Linked DNA regions of Homo sapiens: region 1 is linked to region 2. A link is an interaction called in ENCODE POLR2A ChIA-PET data of the cell type or tissue named here. Cell type or tissue: OCI-LY7. All regions are shown on one strand. Links, peaks and the distances in the headings refer to the core of each region. The heading gives the core; the rest is flanking DNA.

The links. ChIA-PET counts read pairs that join two places held together with the same protein. Peaks named below come from ENCODE experiments on the same cell type or tissue, not always from the same donor. Only the 100,000 strongest peaks of a DNase experiment are listed, where the experiment ranks them.
Region 1: POLR2A ChIA-PET joins it to region 2 with 9 read pairs; 4 of 35 experiments call an interaction of 5 or more read pairs at or near these places.

Annotation. Positions count from the first base shown.
Region 1 is chr9:37,072,331-37,077,719 of GRCh38, forward strand. No RefSeq gene overlaps it. Among named protein-coding and RNA genes, the nearest start is that of PAX5, 41 kb to the left of the region's middle. In OCI-LY7, for the core only: no CTCF peak of the experiment used is centred there; DNase peaks (open chromatin) are centred at 1,711, 2,361, 2,671, 4,961 and 2 weaker places; H3K4me3 peaks cover 3,096 bases; H3K27ac peaks cover 4,632 bases.
Region 2 is chr9:37,189,629-37,195,017 of GRCh38, forward strand. All of the region lies in intron 2 of ZCCHC7 (zinc finger CCHC-type containing 7), which reads left to right. Among named protein-coding and RNA genes, the nearest start is that of ZCCHC7, 72 kb to the left of the region's middle. RefSeq lists an enhancer at 192-411. In OCI-LY7, for the core only: CTCF peaks have their summits at 2,251 and 2,457; DNase peaks (open chromatin) are centred at 417 and 2,253; H3K4me3 peaks cover 1,828 bases; H3K27ac peaks cover 5,000 bases.

The DNA of each region.
Region 1 (5,389 bases), core at 287-5,286, 120 kb before region 2:
GAATATTATCATGTATGTAGTTTAATTTATAATATATATTTTTAAATTTCATTATTTCATAAGGAAAGGCGGTCTCCAAGAAAAATTAAAAGCCATCTCTATGAATTTCCACATTTTCAAGAACGATTTCATAGGCTGGTTGAAAATTGTGTGCTCTCTCCATCACTTTGCAATTTGAAGAACTGCAAAATCATGAATAATACAAAAGGATGTTAAACTTTTCAACAAATCCAGATGGGTACCAATGTCATTGAGAATTCCTGAGAATCACCTTGATTGCTGCTTCAGACCTAGGAGCCTGAATTGAATATCACTTACCAGTTGGAAGCTATTGGCTTAAGTGACAACAGTTTCTACAATAACATTGGTATCTATATTGTTTACTTTTAAAATTGTACAGACACTAAGTTTGTGCAAATAAAAAACATCCAAACTTTAACATTCAGTCACTTCCCTTGCTAGCCTTCTATTTCTTCTCCCTTATCATTTAGACGTTGGTGCAAATAGAAAGAGTGATGGATTGTGAAATGTAGGCCAGTTTTTTCTTTTGAGACGGAGTTTCGATCTTGTTGCCCAGGCTGGAGTGCAGTGGCACAATCTCGGCTCACTGCAACCTCCACCTCCTGGGTTCAAGCGATTCTCCTGCCTTAGCCTCCCCAGTAGCTGGGATTACAGGCGTGTGCCACCACACCTGGCTAATTTTTGTGTTTTTAGTAGAGACAGGGTTTCACCTTGTTGGGCAGGCTGGTCTCAAACTCCTGATCTCAGGTGATCCACCCTCCTAGGCCTCCCAAAGTGCTGGGATTATAGGTGTGAGCCACCACACCCGGCCTGCAGGCCAGTTTTAACACTAACCTTTGCTGGGGCCTTGCAAATCTCTTCATTTTGCATCTTAGTTGTCCCTTCTGCAAAATGAGAGAGTTGGACTAGATGTCCCTTTCAGCCATGATTCTAGGGCTTCCATTGTTCCACACAGTCACTGGATGAAGAGACACTGCCAATGCAAAGACTGAGCCGCCATGAGAACTCATGTTATGTCTTGCAACTCTTGAGGCTGGGTATAATGTAGGCCTAAAGTCTTTACTTCCAATCTTAGGTAGCAGGGAAATGTGTCCATTTGTGGGTTATGCTGCTCATCATACGTCTAATCCCCGTCTCCCCACACCATGCTAGTCCTGGATATTCAGAGTCAGGGCTTGTTTGTCAACACAGAAGACTCGCACACTTGTGATGCTTTTGCTTATCCTGTTCCTTTGCCAGAAGATCCCCCTGCTTCTCTACCTAGCAAACTCTCATTCATTCTTTTAATTTTGTCTTTTAATTTTATATTTTGACATAATTTCACATTTGGAGAAAAATTGCAAAATCTGTACAAAGAATCCTCATATACCTTTACGCAGATCCCCAAAATGTTAACTTTTTACCACACTCCTCTGTCTCTCTCTCCCTCTAGCTCCCAGAATTTTTTTTCTGAGCCACTTAAGCATCAGTTTCAGACATGATGCCCCTTTACTCCAGGTAGTTCAGTGTGCTCGACCTGAAAAATAAAACCAAGACATTCTCTTACATAACCACAATGTAAATATAAAAATTGGGGAAATAATGTTAATGCAGTACTGTCCTCTAACCTAGATCTGGATGTTGCCAATTGTTCCTTTAATGCGGTACAGTTCCTCGGTCTTTCTTTGCATTTCCTGCCACTGACAGTTTTGAAGAGATAAGTCCAGTATTTTTAGAGTGTACCTCATGGTTATATTCAAGTTACGCACTTTTGATGTGAATGCCATAGAAGTAATGTGCTGTTTTTCTCAATGAATCACATCTCACTTTTTAAAGTGAAAGTCATTCTTCAATCTCCTCCATTCCTACTCCCCTCCTAAGAGGTAAATAACCACTGTTAACGATTGGTATTCATCTAGTATTTTGTCTATGCACTTATATACACACATATCTATACACAGGCACACTTGTACCCTTTAAAAACATAATAAAATGAGAACACTATATCCTTACTGCTCTGCAATTTACCTTTTTTCATTTAAGTGTACGTCTTTGGCAATCTTTCCATGTCAGTGCATGCAGATTCCCTTTATTCTTTTAAAAATGGCATATATATATGTATATATATGCCACATATGTGTATATATATATACACACACATATATATACATATATATACATATATATACATATGCCACATATGTGTGTGCATATATATATATATATATATATATATATACACATATATATATATATATATTTTTTTTTTTCCCCTAGAGACTGCCTCTGGCTATGTTGCCCAGGCTTGTCTCAAACTCCTGGGCTCAGGCAATCTGCCCTCCTCAGCCTCCCAAAGTGTTAGGATTACAGGTGTGAGCCACTGTGCCCAGCCAAACGTGGCATAATATTTTTAAATGGTATAAATGTGTTCTTGTTTAGTTTGTTCCCTACTAATGAATATTTCCATTTTTTCTATCACAATGTTTGTACACACATTTAAGAACATACCTCATTTATAATTGTGATAGATGCTATTAAATAGCTCTCCTAACACACTTTTCCAGTTTGTATTCTCATCTACTGTGCATGAGATAATTTGCATTTTTCTGACTGTTAGTGATGCAGAGCACCTATTCACGGCCTTTGGGTTTCCTGTTCTGTGAATTGCCTGTTAGTGGTCTTTGCTGTGAGAATGCTGAATTGTCCGTCTTTGTCTGACTACTTATTTCTCCAGGCCTCACTCATTTCTGTTCCTCTGCAGAGGCTTCTCCACGTCCCCTAATCAGCCACTACCCCCTCCTCTGCTGTCCCACAACACTGTTCACACCGTGCCCAGGCCTTCATTTACCAACCATTCCATAAAAAATCTACTCATTCCAAAAGTGTCCACTGTGAGCCTTCTCTGTGCTTGGCCTTGGGCTAGGTGCTGGGTGGAGAGACATGAGCCAGTCATCATAGACTCCATGCTAAAGTTCAGTTTTGATATGCAGCTTTGAGCATAGAAAAGAGCATGAGTTTTAGATCTAGACATAACTTGAGTTGAATTCCAGCTTCACCACTTCCCAGCTGTGTAATTCAGAGCAAGTCACTTGATTACTCCAAGTCTCCATTTCCATACTAGTGAGGTGAGGCTAATCCCTCCCTAAGAGAGTCACTTGAAGCTGGACAAGAGACAATATATCTGAAGTGGTTAGCAAGGGCCTGTTACACAGTAGGCTTGCAGTAAATGAATGGTAGTTGAAAGGCAACTGTTAAGAGGTCAAAATCAGTTAGTTCTCAGAGGTTCTAGGAGCCACCAATAAACTGGAAAATAAAAAGGAAGGAGGTAGCTCCTCTCTTTGCAATGCAAAGGATATGGATGAGTGCCGCTTGCCCAGATCCTGCTACAGAATATCTTTCCTGCTCTCTGCAGCAGATTTCTGCTTTGTCCTGGCCCCTCATCCCAATTCAGCTGCGCATTGTTGTCCTACTACCACTGCCGTGGGAAGAACAGGTGCTTCCCTTCTCAAATAAATGTTGGTCTCTTTAGAAAATACTCTGTAAGAAAGACTTCAGGATATTTGTGCATGCTGTCACCCATGATTTCAAGAAGTAGGGGCTGGGCACTGTGGTTCACACTGAGGCGGGAGGACTGCTTGAGACAGGAATTCAAGACCAGCCTGGTTAACACGGCGAGATCCCATCTCTACAAAATGTTTATAGTTTTAAATTAGCCAGGTGCAGTGTGGTGATGCACGCCTGTAGTCCCAGCTTCCTGGGAGGCTCAGGTGGGAAGATCTCTTGAGCCCAGGAGGTTGAGGTGCCAGTGAGCTGTGTTTACACCACTGCACTCCAGCCTGAGTGACAGAGTGAGATACTGTGTCGAAAAAAAAAAAAAAAAGAAAAGAAAAGAAAAGAAAAAAAGGAGAAATGGGGAGTAGAGACAGCTTCAATTAGAAAGAGAAATGCTGTGTATGTGGAGAGAGGCTGAGGTGGAAAGTTTCCCTGAAGACCCAAAACTGCCGCAGAGTAGGGTGAGTGGGTATATGTTAGAAGGACAGGGAGAAGGGCTTTACAGGCAGTGGAGTGTTCTCTGCAAAGGCACAGGTGTGGGAGGGCATGGTGTGTTCTGGCAACTGCTCAGGATTCAGTGTCAACGGTAGGCAGATGTCAGCTCATGAAGTGCCTTTTATGCCATCCAAAGGACTCTAGGTTTGAAGACATAAACTAAACGGGGAGGCTGAAGCATTCTGAGCATGGGAAAGTAGGAAATCTTTGTTGAATGCATGTGTGACAGTGGGAAGACGGGACATGGTAATTAGGAGTACAGTCATGTGTCATTAAAGACTGGGATATGTTCTGAGAAATGCGTCATTAGCCAACTTCATCGTTGTATAAACATTGAGTGTATTTACAGAAACCTAGATGGTATAGTCAACTACACATCTAGGCTATATGGTAGAGCATAGTGCTCCTAGGCTAGAAAACTGCATGTTACTGTACTGAATGCTATAGGTGATTGTAACACAATGGTAAGTATTTGTGTATCTAAACATGAAAAAGGTAAAATAAAAATATGATAAAATAACCTTACGGGGCCACTGTAGTATGTGCAGTCTGTTTTTGACTGGAACGTTATTAAGCAGCACATGACTATATGTCCTAAGCTTATGGCCTTCTATAAGTGTTACTTAGTCTTTCTACATCTGTTCCTTTTTTTCTTTCTTTTTTTTTTTTTTTTTTTTGTGAAATGAGAATTTAAAAAAATCAACTTGAAAGTGTTGGCCAGGCTCTGTGGCTCACACCTGTAATCCCAGCACTTTGGGAGGAAGAGGCAGGAGGATTGCTTGAGCCAAGGAGAGCAGAAGTTCAAGACCAGCCTGGGCAACACGGGGATACCACATCTCTATGAAAAGAAAAAGAAAAAGTAGCAGGTCATAGTAGTGTGAGCTTGCAGTCCCAGCTACTTGAGAGGCTGAGGTGGGAGCATCACTTGACTAGAAGGTAGGTTACAGTGAGATGTTATAGCGCCACTGTACTCCAGCCTGGGTGACAGAGCAAGACTCCATCTCAAAAAAAAAAAAAAAAAAAAAAAAATATATATATATATATATATATATATATATATATATATAACCCATAAAGTGTTGTTGAAATTTAAAATATTATATATAATAGATAGACAGGAGTAATACAGGCACTTAATAAAAGCTGAATATTTTTTAAAAGGTGACATTTGTTTTACACAATACACATTACCTAAACAAACAATCATTAATCTGTGAGCTGCTTCTATGCTTCTTTCCTTATCTGCAAAGTGGTTCTCCAATTTTACCCTTTCATAGTACCCTGTCCTCCTTCCCAGCACTTACCATAATGTTAATTAATGTTCTAATTCTTTTCTAGCCAA
Region 2 (5,389 bases), core at 273-5,272:
CTGCCTGCCTTGGCCTCCCAAAGTGCTGGGATTACAGGCATGAGCCACCACGCCCAGCTGATTTTTTTTTTTAATAGGCAATTTGGTTGGGTTCATTCAGGTTGAAAGTTCTAAACAGCCTTCTGTAGGCTGTAGTTCCAATGCCAGTTTCCTTTACAAAACCTTTGCAGTCTTACTCAGAACTGTCCAGTGTGTGTGCCAAACATTGGACTGTCTGGGAACTGAGTAGTTGTCTACTCCATAGTTTAGCTCTCAGAGTCTGTGGTATGTTATTTTAGGATCAACCTTATGCAGGCATAGTTTGGAAGGGTGAGCACAAACTTCATGGGGCCACTTTCCTATGCTTCTCCTTCTTCATAATCTCTCTGGTACTTTTTGGTTGCCTAATCCTCCCCTCTTTATACTTCCAGCTACAGAGCTGGAGCTTGCTTTAGTTACTCTCTTCTGCTGCACATTTCTTGCAGCTGTGCCCATACTGGGGCCAAGTAGCAAGAAGACAGAGAAAAAAATAAGCAAAAAGAATTCTTGCTACCCTCTTGATGATGAAGGTTTGTTCCCTCAGAGTTTTAGACTTCTGCAGACCCCACTGCTGCTGCTGTCACTGCTTCCACCACCATCTTGTTTGCTCAGGGGCTGGGTATGGAGGATGTTGAAAAGAATAAAAAAAATGCCTAGGGAATTTTCTTCATTCTATCTAAGTATTAGGAGATTCTGTTCCTGCTCCTCAAGCTAGAACTAGAGGCTTCTCCTGGAGTTCTCTTTGTCTATCCCTGAGTGCCTGCTTCCAGATTTCAGCTGCTTTGAGTCTAGGGCAGGAGATACTAAAGGGGGAAAAATACTAAATCATCTGTTTGATATTAATATGAATTCTTATTTTATTCCCCAGTCTGCCTTAACTAGCTGCTTTATGCATCATCCAGGTTTTCTGGATTCAGTGGAAAAGACAAGGTAGTGTGTGCTTATTCCATCTTACTTGGAATTGGAACTCCTGGTATATTTGGAAATCAACAAAAATGTTAAAACGTAAGAAACAATTGTAACTCTAATGTATGGGTTTCCCCATATTCTTTGTTTTATGCTTCATGTTGTTTAAGAATACATGCATTAGGCTGGGCACGGTGGCTCACGCCTGTAAATCCCAGCACTTTGGGAGGCTGAGGCGGGTGGATCACCTGAAGTCAGGAGTTCGAGACCAGCCTGACCAACATGGAAAAACCCTGTCTCTACTAAAAAAAAATACCAAATTAGCTGGGCGTGGTGGTGCTTGCCTGTAATCCCAGCTACTTGGGTGGCTGAGGTGGGAGAATTGCTTGAACCCGGGAGGCGGAGGTTGCGGTGAGCCGAGATCGCGCCATTGCACTCCAGCCTGGGCATCAAGAGCAAAACTCCGTCTCAAAAAAAAAAAAAAAGAATACATGCATTAGAACCCACACAAGGAAACTGTCCCGTTTCAGGGTACACCTTTTATGGGTGCAACTAAATGTGCAAATTTAGTAAAACATTTTGGGCACTTGAAGCTATTGCAACTTTTGCTGCCTCAGAGAAGCAGGATAATTAAATTTTTGCCTATGGAAAAAGTAATTTTACCTTAGTTTTATGTCTTTTCTAATTTGTCATAAGATTCTAGGCCAAAGATCTAATAACCATTTTCTAGGAAGTTTCTTTTTGTTTGTTGTACTTATTTGAAGTGCATTAGGTTTCTCTTCTTTTTAATCACCAGTATATTGTTTTGAAAGTATATTGAACATTTTTTGTCATATTTTTTCTCCTTTCTCTTTTATATTTCTTACCTTTTTGTACTTTTTGTTTTTTACACTGTATTTCTTTATTTTAGATTCTTCACCCCTACTCTCCATGTCCCCTACTCCCACCCCACTAAAATGGTGGATAGGATTTATGTAGGGGTGCTGCTCTGAGAGTTTGAACTCTGATTGAGAGACTAATCCCCACCCCCGAAGGCTGTCTGCATCAGCTGTCCCCCTGGCTAATTAGAATTCCAAAGGGCATTAATAACCATTTAAATTAATCCGATTATACCTGCAGTTGCTAAAGGTAAGGTTCAGGCTGTTTAACCCTCTGTTAATGAACGCAAACATGAATCAAAACTGGGTAGGAATTTTACAGTTTATTTTCATTTCTGCCCAAAGGAAGAAAACCATTTCACCTGCTCTTTGTAGCAGTCTAGTTTACAACAATGCAAGGAAGCCTTGCCATTAATTCAGCCTTCATTAAAAGACCAAAGCTAAATTGCTCCATCTTGTGAAAATGCATTTGCATTGTTTGTGAAAGTCCTTTGGGGGCAGAGCTGTAGAAAACCGCCTAACAGCAAATAATCCTTTAGTTAAATGCAAAAGTGTTATAAAGAGCTAAAAATTCTCTTTCTAGCAACTAATGTTGCAATGATAATTTGACAGTAGTGGTCTCCCAAGGGGCATTAAACAGGTGGAAAAAGAGCTACCATTTCAGAACTTTAGTTAAAAAGGAGTGGAAATTGAATGACCAGTATTAAGAGTCAGAAGAAAGTCTATAGGGTTATGTAGTCCAGTTTCTCTCATATAGGAATTTTTTCTCCAACATAGTGGACATGGTTACCTAGTTTCTTTGTAAACATCTCAGTAACAGCAAGTGTTAATAAGGCAGCCCATCTCATAATCAGATAACTTGTTATTGTCAGAGAATCCTGATCTGAAATTAGTAACTATTATTTTTCTTTCATTTTACCCTTTGAGCCATATTGAATTATTTCAGTATAGCTCATTGCCCTCATTCCTATTCCCTGACCTCTCCATATTTTCTTCTTTAGATCAGGTGTGTATTACAGGAGATTTTTGAAATGTAGAAATATATGGAAGAATAAAATGTTCAGTAAACATGATTGTAAGACAGCACTTTTCATACATGGTTGAAGTTGAAAAATTTTAAAGCAAGAAAAGGACCAGAAGAAATATCTTTCCATGTAATTGGCTATTTCTTGAAGAGTTATTCTTTTTGCTGTTAATGTGTGTGTCACCTATGGAAAAGTCTAGATTCAATAACTAAGTCAGAAAAATTGGTTTGAGAAAAAGACATCTACTGGAATCTGTACGGCAGTCCTTCAACAAAGATATCTATTAGTCGATAGATGTCATCCCCAACACCTGTCTACAATGACTCATGTCTTTTCCTGATTACCACTTATAGATTTTTCCCTTTTTAAAAAAACTTTACACAAAATGTAAACTTCATACATTGGGATTATTCTTTAGTCTGGATCTTTTCTTTGAATGAAATAAGCTTTGGGATGCTTATTTAGATGTTCAATGGAACAGTGTGGAGAACAGTAATTGTGTTTGGGCTAAAGAATTAATCCATTTAGTCATGGGAAGCACTACTTAGCTTTCCATAGCAGCTGAATTGTGGTGCAACTTTGGGGCTATTTTAGGATTTTAACCTCAAATAGAAATGAAAGTTTATTTGTATTGATGAACATATGCTTTTGAATAATGAGCCATTGACTTGATTTCAATGAAAGTGAAATTGTTTTTCAATTCAGTTATTTTATGTTTGAACATGAATTGAAAGCTACATCTTTGTATTGCTGAAATTTAAAAAAAATCAATAACTTTAACATTTTAACAGAAAGTGTTTTAATAAGCAATTATTAGGGTGGCTTCAGAAGGGTATTGTAGCTTTAAAAATTTCTGACGGTTATTAGTACACTTTTGTACTGTGTAAATCAGACATTGGAATAAAATTACTTTTATTAACTAAAATTCTCCTACAATAGGAAATTTTACTGCATTTTGACATCTAGCAGGCCAAAGAAAGATGTTCAGAAAGTCTTATTTCTGTCTCAGACCAATAATTATCCCATATTTTGTATAAAACATTCTTTAAAATTGTTAGTTTAGATGATCACACAAAAGTAACTTTTCCAAGGGATGTAAGTTGCCTGCCACTGTACTACAGTCTGGCAGGTTCTACAGCCTGGAGAAAAATCTAGTAGCCTTTTAAAAAAAAAAAATTGTGTTAATAATAGCCTGTTTATGTTGTTGGATTTTCTGCTGTTTCATGTACAATTTTATATGAGCTACCAATTAATGCAGTTTATATGCAGTTTCTATCCTCAGCAAGGAATGAGGTGGTAATCCTGCCCTGCTCTTACTACAAAAGCTGGGCACATATCTACCAAGGAAAAATTTGTCCGCCTTCAGGAATTTCTTTCTCCCTCTTTCCTAATCAGTGCAAATCCATCAGTCACCTGAAGTCTCATCTCCTCCATGAAGCTTGTCCTGTGTGACCCTTGTAACCTGATATCCTCATCTTTAAAATTATTATTTGAATGCCTCATCCCTTTCCCTCTTACAGCGTTTTCATTATGATTTTCAGGTTCACACTCAAACTCAGACATTGCTGATGTTCTTTGAACTCCTCTCTGGCACTTAACTTGCCTATCCCACACAATTAAGCACTCTGACCAATTTTGTAGTTAGGGTGAAGTTTTCATACAAATGTGGATATATTGAAGACAAACTCTAAAAAATTGGGTACTTGCTATGCTAGGATAGTGGCCTTTAATATATTAAAGAATATTTCTCTTTTTGAGTTAGCATTTTTAATAGAAAATTAGATAATGGTTAAAACTCAAATTGGAGTACTTGATTCCTGGTGATTTAAGAGATGATACAGAGGTCCTATAAGAGACTTTAGAGCTTACTTACATATCGTAAGTGGTAGGTCAATGTAGAGTTAAGTAGCAACGGCCTTGCAACTCAAGAGCAAGACTGTTAGATAATATAGGTAGAGAATCAAGCAGGATGAAGCAGTGTATTTAGTATAGGGAATGGAATTATTTGGAGTAATGGTACTGGGAAAACATGTCTGAACAGATAATAGAGAGTGTGTGGGGTTAAGACAGACTCTAGTGGCACTGGGAGGATTGGGATAGAGCTTGGTGTTGCACAGATATTGTGCCTTAAGCTTAAGTGATGTATTGATGATTTTCATGGAGCATTTATTCTTTTTAAAGGGAAGATTTATTTGGGTGTTGTCCTGGTTAACTTCAGGAAGGCTTCTGTGTGAAATTATGCTGGAATTCGTTTTAAGGATGTAAATCCTATAAATCCACAGCTTGGGTGACAAATTGAATCTCTAACAAATAGAAGGAATTTAAGAGAAAAATCCTGTTGTCAAAGAATAGCTGATATTACAAACAGTTATTATATATACAAATTCTCTATCCAAAGGATGTCTTTGTATGTTGTTGAGATCATTGTCACTGCTTACTCTCAGGTGGGTATAGCAGAACAAGAACTCAGATTTCTTGGATTCTCTTTTTTCTTTTTTTTTTTTTTTTTGAGATGGGGTCTCACTCTATTGCCCAGGCTAGAGTGCAGTGGTGTGATCTCGG